Linked DNA regions of Mus musculus: region 2 is linked to region 1. A link is a loop called in an ENCODE intact Hi-C map of the cell type or tissue named here. Cell type or tissue: heart. All regions are shown on one strand. Links, peaks and the distances in the headings refer to the core of each region. The heading gives the core; the rest is flanking DNA.

Region 1 (10,327 bases), core at 1,163-9,162:
AAGGCTGAGAGTTCCACAGACTCTTATTCTCTGCATGTTGATTAGTTGAAGGTTAATTGCCTATGTTAGTTTTCATTTATTACAAGAAGAATCTTTCCTGATGAGAGTTGCGAGATGTACTGATGTATATATCTATAAGTCATTAGGATGCCTTTTGTTACTACGTCCGTTTAACAGCGTAATAGTGTTGGGTTTGCCCCTAGGCTCTAGCTGCAGGTCCTTGTCTACTCTAGCAGTGCTAACTATGGGATCTAGGGAGCCATGGAATCTGTTCAGAAAGTGGTTGGTTACTCCCATAACGTTCATACCACTATTGGACCAGTGGGTGTATCCTGTCAAGGAAGCCACTGTTGTAAGCTGCAGGGTTTACAGTTTACAGAAGAGACGCATGATTTCGCTTCTCTTCTGGCCATATGCATGGCACTCTCTAGTGCCAGGAAAGCAAGACAACAGAGATGAAGCTTCTGTGTGAGGATCAGCTTGGTTTTGCCATATTCTATGACTCAGCAATATGGTCTTATAGTCAAATTCAGGAAGGTAGCCAAGTATCAGCAATAGCTAATAATGTTTGAGGAACATTATTATGGGGCTCCATTTTGCAACATTTTTACAGTAGTTCATTAACATAAATTATAATTAAAGTTGTATCACTTGGCCTGAAAGGATAGCTTGTGTTTAAGACATCCCATCCTTGACTTTTAAGATATTGTTTGAGAAGGTAGCATGCTTAATCTCCAAACTTGTATATTCATCACAATTTCCCCCATGGATGCTGAAGCTGTAATTTGAAGCCTAGCATTTTTAGAGGCTAGCAGAGGGTAGGGCAGACTCCTGTAAAATCCACCTCAGTTTCCCAATGCCAAGTTCTGTCAGTATTCTTAAGTAAAGGCAGCAGCCATATATTTAGGACTTATAAAATGCTACTAGCTGTCTGGCCCATGTTTAAATATACTGGGAAAGATGTGGGCTTTATTGGTAGTTTAATGTAGTGCCAGATATAAGGACTTGATAGAAAACTGAGAGGTAAAAGCAGGTGTTTGAGGCCACTGTTATGTAATGAAAAGCAGATAAACAGTACAGAAGAAGTGTTAGAAAGAGCAAGGGAGTTCCCCAGGGCTGTCAGCAAAGGGGCTGACATAGTGTAGCCAGGACAAAGGACACTACCAGTTTACATCATCTTGTTTAAATTAACACAAATGTAAAGTTTGTTTGAACAACTCATTGGGCTTGTTTGTAAATGAGATACCAAGACATTAAGGATAGTTATTCTCTATTCTCCTTTCCACCCTATTAAATATGTATATTGTAAAAAAGCCTTATTCTTGAAGAAAATTCAAGCTTTTTAAAATTCAAATCTTCTGAGACTGGAAGAAGGGAATAAGAATTACATAAGCAGCCTGTTTCTATAAAGTAGATTTTTATGAAAAGACGCCCAACAAACAATTAGTCAGAGAAGGGGAAGAAAAGAAGGCTCTGTAGCTTTATATTTTCATTTCTTCAGAAGCCAAGAGCAATGTGCAGCCAGGGCTCTCCCGGAGAGCAAGATGGGCCAACGTGCTCTGCCGCAGCAGACCAAGGTCCACTCTGAAGTGGTAGATGTGAGGACAGTGGTATTTGTGGAAGGATGGAGAAGTGGATCCATGGTTCAAAATGGCACACCCCAGCATAGGTTCACACATCAGTGCCCACTTAGTGCATAGCTGAGGATATGTGCAAAGGCACAGGGAAGATCAGTCTTTTAAAATAGGCCGTGTTTAACAGAGGATTCTGCAGTTTAAAAAGTGGAGTAGGGGCAAGAAGGAAAAGGGCAGAGTAAAGGAAGGGGAAAAAGGGAGGACAGATTTTTGATTTCTGCTTTGAACATGAACAATGAACAAAAATTAATTCTAGAGGCTTAAATATTTATGTATAAAAAGCAAAACACATCTTTTAGAAGACAGCACTAATAAAACACAGAGAGCACAAATAAAGGAATACATGTACACACACACATGTGCACATACACATGGAGAGGGGAGTAAAAAGAGGGGCATAGGGAAAAGGGCAGAGGAAGAGAGAAAGGATGATGTAGAGGGGGAAGAGAGGGAGAGATTAACAAAGCTACCCTGAGCATGTACCTCCCTTCACTGACCAGACTGTACATTGGTTCAACTATAAAAGGTGGACAAAATCAAATGTTGGAAACATGCCACAGTAAGAGCTCAGTGAATTGTTGTTGGGGCATTAGTGTATGTATGTAATTGAAGAATAGCATATCTTTATCTAGCACTTCAGCTATGTTTCCTGAATCTAGCAATCTTGCCTCTAGATATATTCTCCTTAGAGAATGTCAGCATAAACATATCAGAAGACAAGCAGAAGAATCAACTGAACAACACACTCATTATAGGGAAAAAAAAAAAACCCAGGAAAATTAAGGTCTGAAATAAAATTGATAAATGGATTGTGGAAATTTTACTTAATAACATTCCATGCAGGAAAAAAAATCAATAAAAAGTAGCTGTAAAGAACAACGTGGGTGCTTTTAAAATGTTTGACATAAGGTAGAGACAAAATTATTCCTTATGATTTCATTTTTATAAAGATGTATGTTATAAAGCAAACAGCTGGCCTGGAGTTGGGGCTGGAGCTGGAGCTGGGGCTCAGTGGTCCAGCATTTGTTTAGTGGCCAGAGTTTCACACTCTGACTAGCAAAGGCTAAGGTGTTCTCCTGGGGATGATGCACATTTATGTGTAGAAGAAAAGAAAGGGGGAGAGCTGAGCATAGTGGCGCACGCCTTTAATCCCAGCACTTGGGAGGCAGAGGCAGGCAGGTTTCTGAGTTTGAGGACAGCCTGGTCTACAAAGGGAGTTGCAGGACAGCCAGGGCTACACAGAGAAACCCTGTCTCGAAAAACAAAACAGAAAGAAAGAAAGAAAGAAAGAAAGGAAGGAAGGAAGGAAGGAAGGAAGGAAGAAAGAAAAGAAAAGAAAAGAAAAGAAAAGAAAAGAAAAGAAAAGAAAAGAAAAGAAAAGAAAAGAAAAGAAAAGAAAAGAAAAGAAAAGAAAAGAGGAAACACTAAGTGTAAACTGGAGCAATGGGAGCTGTAGACACATGGAGACACTGGAGGCTCAGAGAACATTGCCCTTCTTGCTGTGGACACTAGTTTCCCAGGTCGCTTCACACAGTCTTTTAAACTACAGTAAAATGTAGATGTATAAGCCCAGGTGTGGTGACTTATGAGTATAAACTCAGCACTCAGAAAGATGAGGCAGGAAGATTTTTGCTACTAGCCCAAGTCTAGTCCATCACACAGTGTGTTCTAGTCCCTAAGCTACAGTGTGAGACAGTCCTCTCATCTCAGACACACACACACACACACACACACTATATATGTATATATAGTGTGTGTGTGTGTATATGTATACATATATATATAATATTATGTATAATATTTTCCAAATAAAAATTAAAAGGTTAAAAAACCCCTAGACATTATAAACATAAAAGACCAAAAATCCATGACATACCCGAGGCAACTTGAAAAATGACCTCTTTATTCTCCAAGCAATTTTGCACAGTACTTTTGAACAGGTTGGTTCCTGTTTCTGTTAGTAGACTGAAAGATTTGTCATTCTCGGATGCTTGTGGGCAGCAGTGGCAGATCAGCGACTATGCATGCAAAGAGTGCTGGATTTCACAGAAAATACTCAGCTTCTCTCAACTCTTCCATATTCTGTGTGAAGATGCATGAAGATGCTCAGGACAACGTTGTTCAAAACAACCCCACCCTGGGAAAGGTGTCCGTCAGGGTAAAGTTGATATTGTACTATGTTATGGCTTTGGTTAGCCACAAAATAGAAGCTACATGTAACAATCTGTTTTAATCTATTCTCATACCCAGATGTTGAACAGAACAGGACAGATAGAAAACGTCTTAATGTTGCGGGGCCCATTGCTTAAAAAACTAAATATATGTTTAAAAAAAAAAAACTATTGTGTTGGGAGATTCATACTTATAGCTCAAAAATCTGGGGGATGGGGGCAGAAAATGATAGGGTTCCAATGGGAACAAGTCAATATCCTCCAGAGTAACTGAAATAGACACTGTAGGATCCTTAGTAAGCAGTGTATTGGTCTCTGGAGTCATTAAGTTTCTCAAAAATGAAGGAACTTTTACAAGCACACAGTAACCCTTTGCTTTCGCTTTTCCTTTTTATATATGCTATGTCAGCCTTACAAGAAGTAAATTAATATCAGGATAAGTAATAGCTCATTAAACCAAATAATTTTAGATTTACAGCCATGCCTCTTATGTATCTGTTTAAATCCATATCCAGACTTAGATCAATTTCACAATATACTCTTATGTATACACAATATACTTCCTATATGCATCCCTCATCCTTATCATATTTTCTATACTTCTTCCAGTGATGCAGTTTGTATCTACTTTAAAACTACTGTGTTTGAACCAGAGTACAGCTTTGCTCCTTGTCTACCTGGCCCTGAGGGGCTGTCACCTTTTACATTATAGATGCTAAACCTCTCTGTTCAGGGTACTCTAAAGATGCCCACACTGGTACCCCAGTTCTCCTTAACCCATTTAATGCAAACAAATCCAAATGCCAGTGTGAGTCTGAAGACTGGCTGGTTGTAGGAAGGATAGGTAGGTATCTTAAAAGCAGGTAAGACACGAATGACCTGGGCCTGTTATTTTTAAGATGCTCACACTTGCCTAGCTTGTGTTAGGGCTGCATCTCTCCATGCTTGCGGGAGCATGCCTTCTGTGAGGTCCTAGGATAGCTTTCCAATCAATGATGGATGGTGTTGCTATGTGAGACCAATCCAGTAAGCTGCAGATGATAGAAAATGCAGTTACTCTGCTGGGCTTGTCCCTGTGGTTGCTTGCTAGTGCCCCCTGCTGGCATTGGTGTCCAGGCTAACACTTTTCAGGAGTGTTGCCAGCGATTGTTGTGTGATTCTCCCACACATGTGTCCCAGTGAAGCCGTACCTTAACCGTGCAGACCTCAGGGCATGAAAATAAAATGATTAGCATATGTACCCTGTGCATAATAATAAACTAGACACTTTAGTAAAATAAAATGGCTTTTAAAGGACTTGTATTTGTGCTAAGGAAAGTGAATTGTTATATCAAACCCCATGTAACTGACCCATGGTGCTTTTATGTTCACAGTATCAATGAAAGGCAATAGTTAAAACGATTGTAAACGTGAAATTCAAGAGTTGCCAGCACCCCTATTCCAGTCCAATCTGTTAATTCCTTTATCCAGTATTAACTGAACATTTACTACATACCGGAGCCTATGACAGGCAATGACTGTCCCCAGTGATACTGGGGCGACACAGACAATAGTAAGGTAAGTACTCAAATTTAGGATGAGATTAAGAGCCCTGAATAAGATAAAGCGGGGTAGGAGATGGCGAGTTGGGAGCGCCTGGACGTTAAGGAGATGTTTTAAGTAGAATGATGTAGGGATTCAAAGGACTTTTCTGTTTCTCTAACTACTGGAATGAACTGGCTTTTGGCAACTAGAGCATCCTTCCTGGGATTTGGGTGACATTAACTTTGACTTTGGGTGAAGCAATGAAGGGGAAAGCAAAGAAGACCCAGGAAGCAGCTTGGCTAGTGTATTGTTTTCTCAAATAACTTAAGGAAGGAAGATGGGAAGGAGGGAAGAAGAAATGAATAAAAAGCTGCTCAGGATTTGAGGGTGTAGCCCATCACGCAGGAAAGCCATGGTGGCAGGGGTTTGAGGGAGCTGGTTGCATGTGATCCACAGTCCGGAGGCACGGGAAGATGAGTATTTGACTCATTTTCTGTTTCATTACCTATGTCGAGGACTCCACCCCACCAAATGATGCCATCCACATATAGAGTAGGTCTTCCAATATTAACCTGTTTTAGAAAAAAAAAATCCCAGAATTGGGAACAAAACACCCATGGAAGGAGTTACAGAGACAAAGTTTGGAGCTGAGACAAAAGGATGAACCATCTAGAGACTGCCATATCCAGGGATCCATCCCATTATCAGCCTCCAAACGTTGACACCATTGCATACACTAGCAAGATTTTGCTGAAAGGACCCTGATATAGCTGTCTCTTGTGAAACTATGCTGGGGCCTAGCAAACACAGAAGTGGATGCTCACAGTCAGCTAGTGGATGGATCACAGGGCCCCCAATGGAGGAGCTAGAGAAAGTACCCAAGGAGCTAAAGGGAACTGCAACCCTATATGTGGAACAACATTATGAACTAACCAGTACCCCGGAGCTCTTAACTCTAGCTGCATATGTATCAAAAGATGGCCTAGTCAGCCATCACTGGAAAGAGAGGCCCATTGGTCATGCAAAGTTTATATGCCCCAGTACAGGGTAACACCAGGGCCAAAAAGTGGGAGTGGGTGGGTGGGGGAGTGGGGGGAGGGTAGGGGAGTGGGAGGGAGGGTATGGGGGACTTTTGGGATAGCATTGGAAATGTAAATGAGGAAAATACCTAATAAAAATATTTTTAAAAAAAGAAGAAAAAGAAAAAAAAATCCAGCACACATGCCAGAGGTTGCCCTTCAAGGTGATTCTAGATCTCGTCAATCAATATTAACCACACAGCTAACAAAGAAGATAGGAGAGACTCTAAGATAAGATGGATGTCCTAGTGCCTTGGAGACATCGCAAGAAGTAGGAGAGGGGAGATGGGACTGTCAGGAAGATGGCCAAGGGCAGGGCACTGCAGGAAGAAGATGTGCCAGATCCCTGAGCCCAACTCATCCCCACTGCGCCAGATCCCTGAACCCAACTCAAGGAAGTTCCTGCACTCAGGCGACAAAATCTATGTTAGGCAGATGAAATTAGAAGAGAAGCCACTCCAATAGCTCCGCTGGTGTTGACTAATGAGTCCAACAACCCTCAGAGCCAGCACAGGTTCCGAGGGCTCCAGCCTGACACGGAGTCACCCAGCTCTGTCCACTCATGGACAGAAACTAGAATAGAGGTGTGGGCGACGGGAGTGAAGTGTTGGCACAGCTCACCCTTTGCCTTCTTAGAATAAAATCTAAATAGTTTGATGCTGCCCAGGCTGAAGCACCCCTACTGTGTGTGAGTGGTAGAGCCCCAGCTGCCAGAGAGAAAACTGCCCCGGCTGGCTGTCAGCTTTTGTGCTGAAGTTGTTCCGTAAGGACCCATCGACAGGCATCCTCAGCCACTATAAATCATTTTCAAAGTGTTGAAGGCTAAGGATTGCTAAGCTAGGGTCTCTCACTAGTCACAGGCTCCATGGGCACACCGAACAAAGAAATCTAGAGAGAGTGTGTGGAGGGAAAAGACAAGCATATTTTCATTGACGTCTTACTAAGACGAAGCAGCTTATCTAATATGATAATGGGTGACAAACATCCCAGGACAGTTGTAAATATCTTGAAGTATCATTTTTGCCCACATCTGTTCCACAATCGCAGTGGGTACGAAGAGGCCTGCCCCATTAAAGTGCATCAGTAAAGACATGAGTGATATGTTACCACATCACACACTCCCTTAAATATTCACATTTCAGCAAGATTGGTTGCCTTTTGTAATCCAGAGAGTACTGTTGTATATATTTGATGGCACCATGCTGATGAGTTCAGAGGCATAATGGATTGCCAGGGGTCTAAGAATCCCTGTGTTCGACTCTGTTGCGAACTTGTTTGGGGAGAGCAGATCTTTCATAGCCATCCTGTGCGGGTCAGCCTGAAGATTTGCCCAGGAAGAGTCAGAACACCACCAGCCCCCACCTCTAGAGCTCTAGGCATCTGCCTTTAAAAGAGATGTAGATAAAAACCGACTCTTCCCGATAATCCAGAGGGGTGGTCGATTCTGGCCTTCCATACCATCAGACATTTCTAGGCACATACTGCCATCTGGTGACCAGTTCCCTCTGCCATTTCTGTCTGTCCTGTAATTGGGAATATTCATGGCAAATCTCGGGGGCTCAGGGCTCTTCTCCAGTTTGTCTATTGTCTCAGTCCCATTAATTCTCAACCCTCACAGACTGTGTTTGACAATGCCCATGGAGCGCTCTGCAGAAATACACTTTGGTCTTGGAAATACACGTGTTTAGTAGGGGGCAGTGACCTGCAGTATTCAAATCCCAGTTTTCCCTCAGTTTCACTACTAATGGTAGTCCCTCTTCCCACAGAAGACAGGATCTTATGTAACCCAGAATGACTTGAAACTCCTTCTGTCTGCCTGCCTCTGTCCACTTTCTAGGTGCCAGGCTTGTAGGGGTGTACCATGACACTCAACTCTCAAAAGGTCACATTTTTCTGTGTTCATGTCTGGGTAAATTTTAAAACAGGGTGTACAAAGAGATGGTGGTGCTCCAGGGAGCACACAGTTTGACAGATGGAGGCTTCAAGTGATGTTAACGGTCCTAGAGTCTCAGGTTCCTAGCATCCTGACCAGGATACTCTCCCACCCTTGGTCAACTTGCCCTCCGCTCAGACACCGTGGTGCTAGATCCTCAGGCACCTCCATGCCCCACCTTTTACCCACTTTCAGACCTCCACTGCTCCCTGACAGGCTCCAAGATACCACTCTCCTTTCCCCCTTCCAGTTTTGAAAGGGTTTCATCCCCTTCTTCCACCCCCATCAGTTTCTTCTCTATGTGGCATCCAGAATGTGGTCCAGTTTAAAATACAAGCCTATCCATAGCTCTCTTGGGCTCACTACCCCTCAGAGCAAAAGAAGTCTTCACACTACAAAACACTATCATCTGCCTTTCAAGTGAGTCTCTAAGCCTCCTACACTGATGCACCAACAAGGGGGTCTTCCTGTTACCCTTCAAGCTAGTGCTGTGTGTCCATGTCTCAGGGCGTTTGCACCTGTTGCTCTTCTCTACCCCAAACAACAAACACCACCAAGGTTCATTCTCTTAGTTCTTCCCAGGCCCAGGACGGGACTTCAATCTGCCCCTTCCTGATTTGATTTTCTCTGTATTGTTGTATGAATTCTACTAATTTTTTGTTATCTCCCTCCCACTGCTAAAGCAATCTCCATGGGAATGTGGACAGTTGTCTCCCAGTTAGTGTCAAATCCCCAGTGTCTAAAGAAGTGCTAGGCACAGGACAGAAGATGTCTACAAGTTGTAAGACTCCCATGACTTTACATCTAGACACTACCCTGCACCTGCCAGTGGGCCTGCAGTAAGATTGGCCCCTTCCTGGGTGCTCCAGGATCCAAGATCCAGGAGAATCCTGGGGAGTTGAAGAAGTAACAGTATACAAAATGGCAATATATGGTTTTGTGAAGTTTGGCTTGGGGTTGCTTTCAATTAGGTCTTGCTATATAGCTTTGGCTGGCATGGAATTTTATATGTAGACCAGGCTGGCAAAGGAGTCCATGTATAGACAAGACTGGACTAGGATTTCACATGTAGACCAGCCTGTCCTGTAGCTTGCTGCAATTTCCCTGTTGTTTGGCTTCTGGAATCCCAGGGTTACAGGTAGGCATTGTCAAGCCCAGTCTTTCATATTTGCACTTTAGTTTCTCCATGGGGGTTTTATAACAATTATTTTTCAAAGGGTTTTAAATGATAGTAGACACATCATAATGGTAGATATTTATGGCATTCCAGACAACATTTAAATGAATGGGTGTAGTGTGTAATGATCAGACAAGGGTAGTTGGCATATCCATCACAACAAATATGTATTTTCTTTCTGTGGGAACTATTCAAGAACATCTCTGCCGGGCATTTTATTTTTTTTAATTTAATTTTATTTTAGGTTTTTTACTTATTCACTTTACATCCTGTTCAATGCCCCACTCCCAGTTACCCCCTCCCACAACCCTTCCTCCACTTCCCTAACCGTTCTCCTCTGAGCAAGTGGAGGCCCCTCTAGATATCCCTCCCACTGTGGCACTTCAAGTTTCTGTGAGGCTAGGTGCTTCCTCTCCCACTAAGGGGAGACAAGGCAGCCCAGCTAGAAGAACCTATCCCACGCACAGGCAACAGTGTTTGGAATAGCACCCGTTTCAGTTCTTCGGAACCCACATGAAGACTAAGCTGCACATCTGCTACATATGAACAGAGTAGCCTAGGTCCACCCCGTGTATGCTCTTCAGTTGGTGATTCAGACTCGGAGAGTCCCAAGGGGCCAGCTTAGTTGACTCTGTTTTTCTTCCTGTGGAGTTCATATCCCCTTCAGAGTCCACAGTCCTTCCTCCTACTCTTCCATAAGAGTCCCCAAGCTTCATCCACTGTTTGACTGTGGATGTCTGGGTCTGTCTGAGTCAGTTGCTGGGTGGAGCCTCTCAGAGGACAACGTGCTCCTGTCTGCATCTGCTAGG
Region 2 (10,327 bases), core at 747-8,746, 660 kb before region 1:
TCTTGAGTTCCTTTGATCTGGGCCACCTCTCTTCCTGTATCCCTGAACATGTCCTTATCTGACAGCTCCAGTCCAGTAGTGGCTCTTCAGCTGGGAAAATGATGCTCTTCGTTGACTGTGCAGAGTCATCTGGGCACACGCAGAGATCTAAAGTGCTTCCTAAGATGGTAAACATCGCAAGCCAAGAACCAATCTGGATCGCAATATAAATAAGGATGGTGCTGATAAATTATTTTAGCGTAAAGATATCAGTTGAACTGAAGAAGTCTTATGTGCCAGGTCTCACCATGGCTGAGAGGAAATATTGAAGACCTCTCAGCATTTGCCCTGGTTCTGCACTCCCGAAGAAACACCTTGATTATTCATTTGGCTTTCAACTGATCCTGTTTTTACAAAACTATTCCCCAAAGTAAGTCTATAGTTGTTTCTTTGTTTTAATCACATCTTGGCCTGTTGACTAAGATCAAGAGGTCTTTTGCTTTCTAAACATTGATCCTTTTATCCTATGACCCGTCCAGCAGGTCCAGTTATTCGAGGATCTCGAGGGGACCTCCTCCTAATAACCAAATGGGGGGTAGAGAGAGACAAGGGTCTTGTACGAATAACGACACGGAAACCGTTCTGAAGTTGTATCAAGACCCCCATGTATTGAGAAAGGTCCAAGGTTTAAATGCACAAGCAAAGGGGGAAGTACAGATACTTATCAGTGGGAGGGGTAGGGCAATACAAGCAAAAGGAGAAGTACTTATGGGAGGGGGGGCAATAGAAATTCTTTCTTTTGGCAGCTACACGGGGAAGCAGGAACTTGGTGGTATCAGGGTGTGGTCAGGACATTGGTGATGACCTAGGGCTGGAACCTCCCGTGGTTCTCGGAATCCATGTGTCGGTGGCCCGCTTTTGACCCCCTTTTCTTCTCAGGGGGAGAGGCCCAATTCAGAGATCAGGACAATAGCATTGCCTTAATGGCTCCCAACAATCCTACTGACAATTTCCTTTGGAAGTAACCAGTAATGAAGTACAGAGAAATGTTATATAACAATGGTTATAACAACATCATTTGTAACCAATGAAATGTTTGTGTAACAAGCATCATATCTATAAAAATGTCTTAATAAAATACTTGAGAGATTCTTATATATGCTGTCATTAAATTATTTGATATGAAGCTGGCGAGATGGCTCAGTAGTTAAGAGTTCAGTGAGTGTTTCTCTCACAGAGGCCTGGAGTTTGGTTCTCATCACAATCGCCTATAACTGTAGTTTGAGCGGTATGTCACAGCTCTTGTCTCCAAGGGTACCCCATCCCACTCCACACACAATCAATACATGTACATTACAGCACAATACACATATTCAGAAGTAAAATTTTTAGGAATCATTTAACATGAACATGCTCATAATGTTAAATGAAAAAGATCTAGAACGTTAGTTTCTAAAACCCAAAATTTATAAACATGATGAGTATGCTATTAAATACTGTAAAGGCAGACTCTAGACTATTAGCAATGGCTGTACCAGAGGATAGCTTAAAATTTTTTTTTCCCAATTTTATGTTTTGTCTTCTATTTTATAAATTTTGCAATCTCTAAATTTTGCATGAGTATTTGATACTCTCTAAACCAAATGCTCCGCATAAATTTGCACTTCTTTATGTAGCATTTCATCAAACATAACTATTTTCTTATATATTTTCCACATCTGAAAAGTTAGTGTCTGTGAAGACACCACTAAGCTCCAAATTCAGGCTCTAAAGCATGAATCACAAGATCCCGAAGATGTGTGTGTCTTGGAAACATGATTTCAGTGAAAGTAAGAATGCCTCAATACAAGAATGTCACAGTATAGGGAACCGTAAGCATATTCATCCCAAAGTACGATCACAGATATTAAAAAAAAAAGATATGATTAAAAAAAGATATGATTAAAACTTGTCCTGAGGCTAAAGAGTTAATTTCCAAAAAAATGAGCAAATAACATAAATCGTGACATATCTATTCTCCCGCCCCTCCCCCACCTCTGAAAATATCCAGAATTTTGCTTTAAAAGCTATGCAGAAATGGCAACACCCCATACAGACAGAAGATCAAGGGAGGGAATGAAAGATGAAGCAGCAGATGAGATAACAGACAAGATAATTACAGAGCTTTAAAAGCCTGGGATTTATTTTTAAGATGTAAGAGCTCTATTTAGAAAAGCCCATAGCTAACTTTATGTGAATCTTGAATGAATTGTTCTAAAACATGTGGAGAGTAATGAAACGAAGGAGAGAAGGGAGCTTGCTTCCTTGGCTTCTCAGCATCTGTTCTGGTTGGCCATGTGTGTGAAGTAGCCCGAGGCTGCTGTGCCTTTGACAAGCAGAGCTGATTCCACTGACATGGGTAGCCCAGGACTTCCGGTCTTACAGCAAGCCCATCCCCTCTCTTAAGAGACTTTGGTGCGGCCCACACAGTCAGACTGCTGTCATTTCAGAAGAATTCCAATTTAATTTTCTGTTACTCCCTCACTGTGCTCCAAGCCACACAGGCCCATTTCTGGGAACTGAACTTTTGAGGTGGCCTGCTCTCAGACAGTATTTGTTCTTCCGTCTGTAATCTGGCCCCAGACACAGTTTTTCCACTGCCATCCTGGGGCTCCCAGCCACACCCTCATAGTTCTCTCTGTGCTGTATAGGATTAGATGGGGAAAGTCTTGCATGGCCTAGGGACAAGGTCTAGAAACTGTCGAGAGGCAGACATTTTGGCCTTTGTGGAATTCCATTGTCTGTATTTTCAGTGGTTCTAAATTTGGAGAGAGTAAGGGTAGACTCCTGTTGACTTCGGAAAATCCCCAAAAGCTGGCTTATCCAAGTTGTGTCAGATAGAATTCTCATAGAGCAACAATGAAAGAAGACACATTTCCAGGACTGTTGATCACGTGGAAAATAGAGGTTGTGGCTTAGGCCACAGAGCATAATCTCATCAGCAGAATTTGTAGGTAAGGTCTACTTGAAAGCAGGGTCCTGGAAAATGACGTCCAGCATTATCAGAAGAGATTACTGGTGGCTCTGGGATTAAATAGAGCATCCTGGCTTCTTGGATGAGAGAATCAACTAGCTTTTTTTATTTGAAAGTCATTTATGAAGGGCTTGGACTTGGCTCAGACTATTATGTTGAGACCGACAGACAGATTTTCCCATCAGAGCAGTAATTTAGAGTCAGTCTTCCCCTGTGTGAAGGTTTTGCTCTTAGTGCAACAACATGACTCTCCTCTGCCAGAGTGCTATGTTAGTTCATTATCCCTATGGCAGAGTTAGTAGACAGGATTAAATAAACCAAGGGAGACTAAGGGATTGCCCCTTATGAGCAAAACTAGAGAGGGAACTGAAAAAAAGATGAGCACTGTCTGCTAGTGTACCTGTCAAATGGAGACGAAAGGGAGGAAAACGTAAAGATTAAAAAGGAACAGTCCGGGTTTAGGGAAAGGTTCAGCAGCTAACAGCACTTACTGTGCAAGCGTGATGGCCTGAGTTCAAATCCCCAGCACTCACGGAGAAAGCTGAGTGTGGGGTTGGGTGCTAGGGCCTGGGAGGCAGGAGGCTCACAGGAGGGGCTTGCTGGCAGAGAGTCATTTTAGGTTCACCGAGCTATCTCAAGGGAATAAGGCAAGAGAGCAGGACACCTGATGTCTTCCTCTGAGCTCTGTGAATGTACCAGTGTTCACACATGCCACACCACACACATACACACAGACAACACATGTGCACACACACCATACACACACAGGCCACAACACACCACAGCATACAAACACTATACACACATACACACACACACACCCCACACCATACAAATACCACACATACACACACAGGCACATGCATGCGCATGCACACATACACATGTGTGTGCCACACGATGCCATACAAGCACCACATACACACCACACACACACCACATACACACCACACACACACCACATACACATGCATATGCACACACACATATATACCACACACACTCGCACATACAAATACATACACCACACACACAAGATATACTACATACATATACCATATAGCACACACACACACACACACACATACACACACACACACACACACACACACACACACACCCCACATGTATGCATGCATGCTGGCAAGCAACCGTACACTTACCCTCCACTAATTTTTTGAAAGTGACGTGGGAAGTCATACTATGAATTCTCCATCACTGGGTAAAGAACCTACCTTGCTTAGCATTACTGCCCTGAGAGATTTGGGATCCCCAGAGCTCACACATGTCAGTGTTCAGTCAATAGCTAGTTGGCACATGTGGAGCTAAATTCAAACATATGTTTTTGGTTTCAAAAACCTTGTTCTGGCTGCCAAAGGAAGAGAGGTTCTTAAATTTTTCTTTTAACCATCGTGAATTTATAATAGGGTGGTCTTATGAAGCAAAACATAATAAAACATATTTATCAGAAACACATTTACGTTTGCACCAGAAGAACAGGGTCATAGAATCTATCTACAAGTTTCATGGTGGATTATTCTAGGCATTTATCTCCCAAAGCCTTTGCATATTTCACATAAGCCTGTGTAATGTAATTTTTACAATGTGTTTCGTGAATAAATCACGTTTACTATCCCCAAGATCTTTTTTATCCAGGTGTGGAGGACATGAGATGATGCTTTTTTGTTATAAGCTGAGAATCTGAAGTGGCTTAGAGATGCAGGCTCATTAAACATCTGGATTTTAGCACACGAGGAAGGGCACATGGGGTTTGAATGTCCTCTGAATTAGACATGCCAGCTTTGGAGTCCAGTGCAGAGCAATTCTCCAGGCCACAAGAGGGTGCATGTGCAGAATCTTTGGCCCTCGGGGCTCTTGACCATCTTGTAATGGTGTTTGCTGTTCTTCCTCCTAAAGTTATCCTTTGAAGCCTACTGATGGAAGTACTTAAAGTGTAACTGGGTGGAACTTGCTGTTTCATATTCGCAGGAACGTTGTTGATCAAAACATCCTTTAATTTTTCATTGAAAATTAAAGGGGAAGGAGAGTAGTAGCCTTCCCAGGGAAGAACACACCAATTGGTTGTCCAGTGTCAAATGGTCAGCCCTGGAAACAAACATACAAGTAACATCACATGGACTTAACAGGCTGTATTTGGGAATATACATGTATATGCAAATATATATGAATGCAATAATGATTAGTGAAAAAAAGAGTCCATAAATTCGAAGGAGGGCGGGAGGGTATAAAGGGACAATGTAATTGAGTTGTAATCTTAGAAGTAAAATAAAATAATAAAATAAATATATCCTTTCCTTGAGGACATTTCTTACTAGTTTCAATTCTTGGAAGTACTTCACTGCTCCGGATGTCAACCTCAATTGTGAGCATGTTCTCTCTTTGCTTTGGGCAGTGAAAGGACAAAGGAGAGAACACACGAGTGGTCTTTGTTGTCTAGAACTCATCCTGCATGTTTACATCTTGAATTTACTACAAAAGGCTGTGTTTGTTTATTTCAGGATTTCAGGTTGCCCAGGTTGACCTTGCTCATGTTGCCCAGGCTGGACCTTGAACTCCCTATGTAACCCTTACCCTCTTGATCTTCCAACTTCCTCCTCCCAAGGTCTGAGGCCACAGGAGTGTGCCACCACACTTTGCCTGGATATGACTGTTGTTTTCAACATTTGTAACAATTACCTTTGGGTAAGTATGCGGTCTAAATTTAAAATGCAAATGTTCTGTAGGTATACAAAAATCCTAAAACATACCAGCTCATTCTAGAGCTCCAAGAAACTTTTTCTTTTTTCTTTTTTTCCTTTTCTTTTCTTATCTCTATGACTACACTCATTTGAATCATTCTCTTTTGTGTAGAAGGCAGGTGATCAAAGCAAAAATCATGTCAAATAACACGTTTTAGCTTCCTAAAAGTAAGACTAATGAGTTGGTCCTACCTGGTGTTATAGACATACAGATGTACCTTGTAAGACCATGCTCATATGTACATATTCATGTGTGTGTGTGTGTGTGTCTGTGTGTCTGTGTATAATGGACATTTTTGATCTACCAGAAGATAAAACAAACCAAAACAGATAGTGACACCTACCTAGTTCCCCTCTTGGGCGCTCTCTCCATCATTGACTGGTCTTCTAGGCTCCAGTTACATCGATAAGTTGATTCTCTCCAAAAGCCTCTTCTTGCCGCGCATGGCTGCTGACGCCAGTACCTGAACTCTCTCTTGTGTGACACAGGCTTTTACTTTTGACCTCTGACCCTTTTCCTCTTTGTCCTCCCTGGCTTGGCTTTTCTTCTTCTTCTTCTTGGGTTTTCTTCTGTTCGTCCCAGCTTTTGACACCAAGCAAGGTAGCGTCAGCCGTTCTTGTTGCTCGCTTTTGTTTATCCTTTGAGAGGCCATTACAGACTCACAAAGATAAAAATAACAATATGAAGGATGTATTGTGCAAGTCTTTTTTCAAAGCCTGCAAAGAACAGCAGAAAGAAATCAATTAGAATCGCCATGGTAACTACCAACAATTTTATATGCAAGAAGGAAATAAAATAAAAAGAAAAGAGACAAAGCTAAAAAAATACGTAAAATGATTCAAATACCAGGAATCCTTTACATAGTGAGTATTACAGAATGGAGTCTAATGGAAACAGATCTTACTGACATGGGATTGAAACACATCCTAACTATTTTCACATGGGCTAGGGACGGTGACATAAACTGCTATTGATGAACTTCAATGATGTAATTTTTCCTCTTAAGTGTTGTGAACAAACTTAGATAGATTGAGAGAATGAGTTCAATGTATAATGTGAAATTTCGAATAGTATTTTCCCAGGAGAACTTAGTATATGTGAAGACCATATGCTAAATCTGATAGTATGAGATAGAGAAGCAGAGAGGAACATCTTACAAAAATTACTGACGGGGATCAGAAGAGAACAAAAGATTTTCAGTCATGTGTTACCTGGGATTCTGTCCTCACACCCTAGAGCAAAGATACAAACTTATATCCTGCATCATTGCACTTGTGTTCTGTAACTCTGGTGGTGTGTACAGTCTTCCTGGGTCATGCAGATCTGCTTCCTAACACCATCCTGTCTGGAACCCATTCAAACTATTAAGTTAGAATATGTGAAAGTTTCACCTGGTCATGACTACTTGCTAAGGCCTTTCCCATGTTGGTACAGCAGCTGGCTCTGAGAACTGGCCCTGAATCTATCCCTTTGCTAACTTGTGCTGTCTTCCAACCTAGCCCAGCACCAGGAATTTTAGGACTTACCCACTAGAGTCCCTCTGCATGGCATCCTAAGTGATACTTTCTCTCTAGCTATCCCTGGAATTAGTGACTATTAGCTTACATGACAAAGGAGACATAAGGTTGCAAATGACATTAATGTTTCTAATCAGCTAACCTAAAAGCAGAGTTACTGAAATGAGCCCAATGGAGTTCACAGGGTCCTTCTAAGTAGATGAGAGAGGCAGGAGAAAGGGAGGCAGAAATATGACAGTGTGAGAAAGTTTAAGCCTGATGTTGCTGAAGGAAGGGGATCACAAGCCAAGACTGGGGCAGCTTCAAACTGCTGAACAAGGCAAAGAGTTTCTCCAAGAGATAAATGCTTCCTTCCAACACCTGGACTCTCTTCCACTGGGAGCTACTTCATACTTCAGACCTATAGAACTGTAAGACAATCCATTTGTATTTTTGAAGCAACTAAAGCAACACAGACTTTGTGGTGAGGGCTGATAGCAGTGAGAAGAAATTGACACATCTTGTTTCCATAAATTTTTAAGAAAGAGAAAAAGAAGAAGATGAAGAAGAGGAAGAGGAAGGGGAGGAAGAGGAGGAGGAAGAAAAGAGAGTGAGAAAGAAAGAAAGAAAGAAAGAAAGAAAGAAAGAAAGAAAGAAAGAAAGGGAGAGAGAGGGAGGGAGAGAGAGAGAGAGAAAGAAAGAAAGAAAGAAAGAAAGAAAGAAAGAAAGAAAGAAAGGAAGGAAGGGAGGGAAAGAGAGGGAGGAAGAGAGGGAGGGAAAGAGAGAAAGAAAGAAAGAAAGAAAGAAAGAAAGAAAGAAAGAAAGGGAGAGAGAGGGAGGAAGAGAGGGAGGGAGAGAGAGAGAAAGAAAGAAAGGAAGGAAGGAAGGAAGGAAGAAAGAGAAAGAAAGAAAGAAAGAAAGAAAGAAAGAAAGAAAGAAAGAAAGAGAGAGAGAGAGAAAGAAATGAAGGAAGAAAGGAAGGAAAGAAAGAAAATATCCTGGGCCTTACGTAAGCCAAAACTTCCCCGTTCAACATCAACATCAATGAGGCTGCTTCCAGGCTGCTAGTGTGAGCTGATCCTTTGCATGCCAACAAAGATGCTGCTCCCCTCTGCAGTGCTGCCTAGACATCCCAGCTTTTGTGGATCTCTGAGAAACATCATCAGTTCCTGCCTACACCAAAACTTTCCTATTGGCTTTCGGTCCTTGTCACACTTAGGTTTTGCTGTGGAGTTCTGGTTTGTGTTTTTTGTTGTTGTTTTGCTTTGCTTTTATTTTTCTTACTCGGGTTTGGATAATCCTCTTTTCTGATTTGAATAATTAGCTTGCCTGATGATACGTCTTCATTAAAGGGTGAAAGCCTACTTGTTCCAAGACAGGGTTTCTGTGTCACCTGTCCCCTCTAAGTGCCAGGCAGCCTCATCTGACAATTTCCCCCAAAGCCCTTTCCAGCATTGCACTCCTGAAGACCCAACTTCCATGATGTCTGACTCGCTCCCCTCTTTCTAAATGTGAGCTCCAAAGCTGCTTCTTTGGCACATTTCTCCCCAGAGGAGTAAAAAGCGCACAGAAATCCATACCCAATATAACACCTTGGTATACATCTTCTATATCACTACTGCCTGAAATTGACAGGGACTTCCAATCTGTGTGAAGAAGCCATGGTTTATTTTTATTTTTTAAAAGATCTTTTGGATATTAAAGCAAGGTCTGTGTGCCTGACATCCTGGATGAGCTGGAGCGTTAATATGAGGAGTGTCTTACCATCACTGAAGACACTCTTCAGAAAATGACTCACTTCATCATCACAGGCTGACAGGACTCTTACTGGACCTGGGCATCCATGGCATCCCTATCTGAGCGGCTATCCAGCATCTGAAAGAAGACACATTGGATGTTAATTGGTAATGGTGTTCAGGAATTAATCTTTAAATATCCCTTTTCTGAGGCATTTTGTTTTTCTCTAGAGAGAAGGTGTTGTCAGGTATTCTTGAGGTGATTGCATGATCAAGCATGGTGGTGCTGCTCCCCTGGAAACCAAGCCCACCCAGTGGTGGAAGCTTGTGTGTGAAAACACCCTGATCTGCATGTCAATATCCAGTACCTGAGAGCCCTTGGGGAGAGTCTTGGTAAGGGAGAGAACAAATTTATAAAAGAGATTAGCTGCATGCAAATAGTAAAAGCTCAAATGAAGAGCTGGATCACAGTTTGGGAGCTGGGAATTTTGTTGTAGGTAGAAACAGCACTAGGGTTCTAATAGAGTATGTAAGCTTTATCTTAATAAAACTGATAATTAAAACAACAGCAGCAACACTGGGTGTTTGCTCCCACTTTAGAATTAGTGTCCCCAGGAAATTGATGGGTGTTCTGGAATGTCAGTCCTGTTTTATCAGCTTATTGGGCATAGAATAACGGATAACCCTGCTCACCATCATGGTATTTTTTTTAATACAATCCACTCTCTTCTAAAGCATGCAAAACTGATTTCACATCATGCAAAATATTTTCCAATGCCAGCATCTGCTTTAAAAGCAGTGGAGAGTGCTGGGAAGGCGGCTCAGCCAGGAAAGGTGATTGCCACGGAAGCCCATTGAGCTGAGTTTAAACCCCGGGGGCACCTGTAAAGGTGGGGAGAGACATGATTCCACAAAGTGGTCCTCCGACTTTCTTACAAACATGTGCTGTGGCATGTGTGCCCTTCCCCACCCTCAAGACAACAACTGTGCCTTCCCCAGTGTTGAGCAGACCGAACAGACTTTGAGTGCTTGCCACAATGGGCTGTGTTTTTTTTTTTTTCATTCTTCGTCATTTTTTATTAGATATTTTCTTTATTTACATTGCAAATTTTATCCCCTTTCCTCTTTTCTCCTCAGAAAATCTCCCTATCTCCCCCCCCACCCCCCCAATAATTCACCACTCCTGCTTCCCAGTCTTGGCATTCTCCTACAATGGGGCATCAAGCCTTCACAGGACCAAGGGCCTCTCCTCTCATTGATGTCCGACAAGGCCATCCTCTGCTACATATGCAGCTGGAACCATGGGTCCCTCCATGTGTTCTCTTCGGTTGGTGGTTTAGTCC

The links. A loop is a pair of places that touch in the nucleus more often than their neighbours do. Peaks named below come from ENCODE experiments on the same cell type or tissue, not always from the same donor. Only the 100,000 strongest peaks of a DNase experiment are listed, where the experiment ranks them.
Region 2: it touches region 1 in a loop (5-fold over the local background); 4 of 42 quality-filtered maps call a loop at or near these places.

The regions. Positions count from the first base shown.
Region 1 is chr19:27,445,226-27,455,552 of GRCm38, reverse strand. No RefSeq gene overlaps it. Among named protein-coding and RNA genes, the nearest start is that of C030016D13Rik, 20 kb to the right of the region's middle. In heart, for the core only: CTCF peaks have their summits at 4,901 (motif pointing left) and 7,897 (motif pointing left); no DNase peak of the experiment used is centred there; H3K27me3 peaks cover 351 bases.
Region 2 is chr19:28,105,969-28,116,295 of GRCm38, reverse strand. No RefSeq gene overlaps it. Among named protein-coding and RNA genes, the nearest start is that of Rfx3, 100 kb to the right of the region's middle. In heart, for the core only: a CTCF peak has its summit at 4,827 (motif pointing right); no DNase peak of the experiment used is centred there.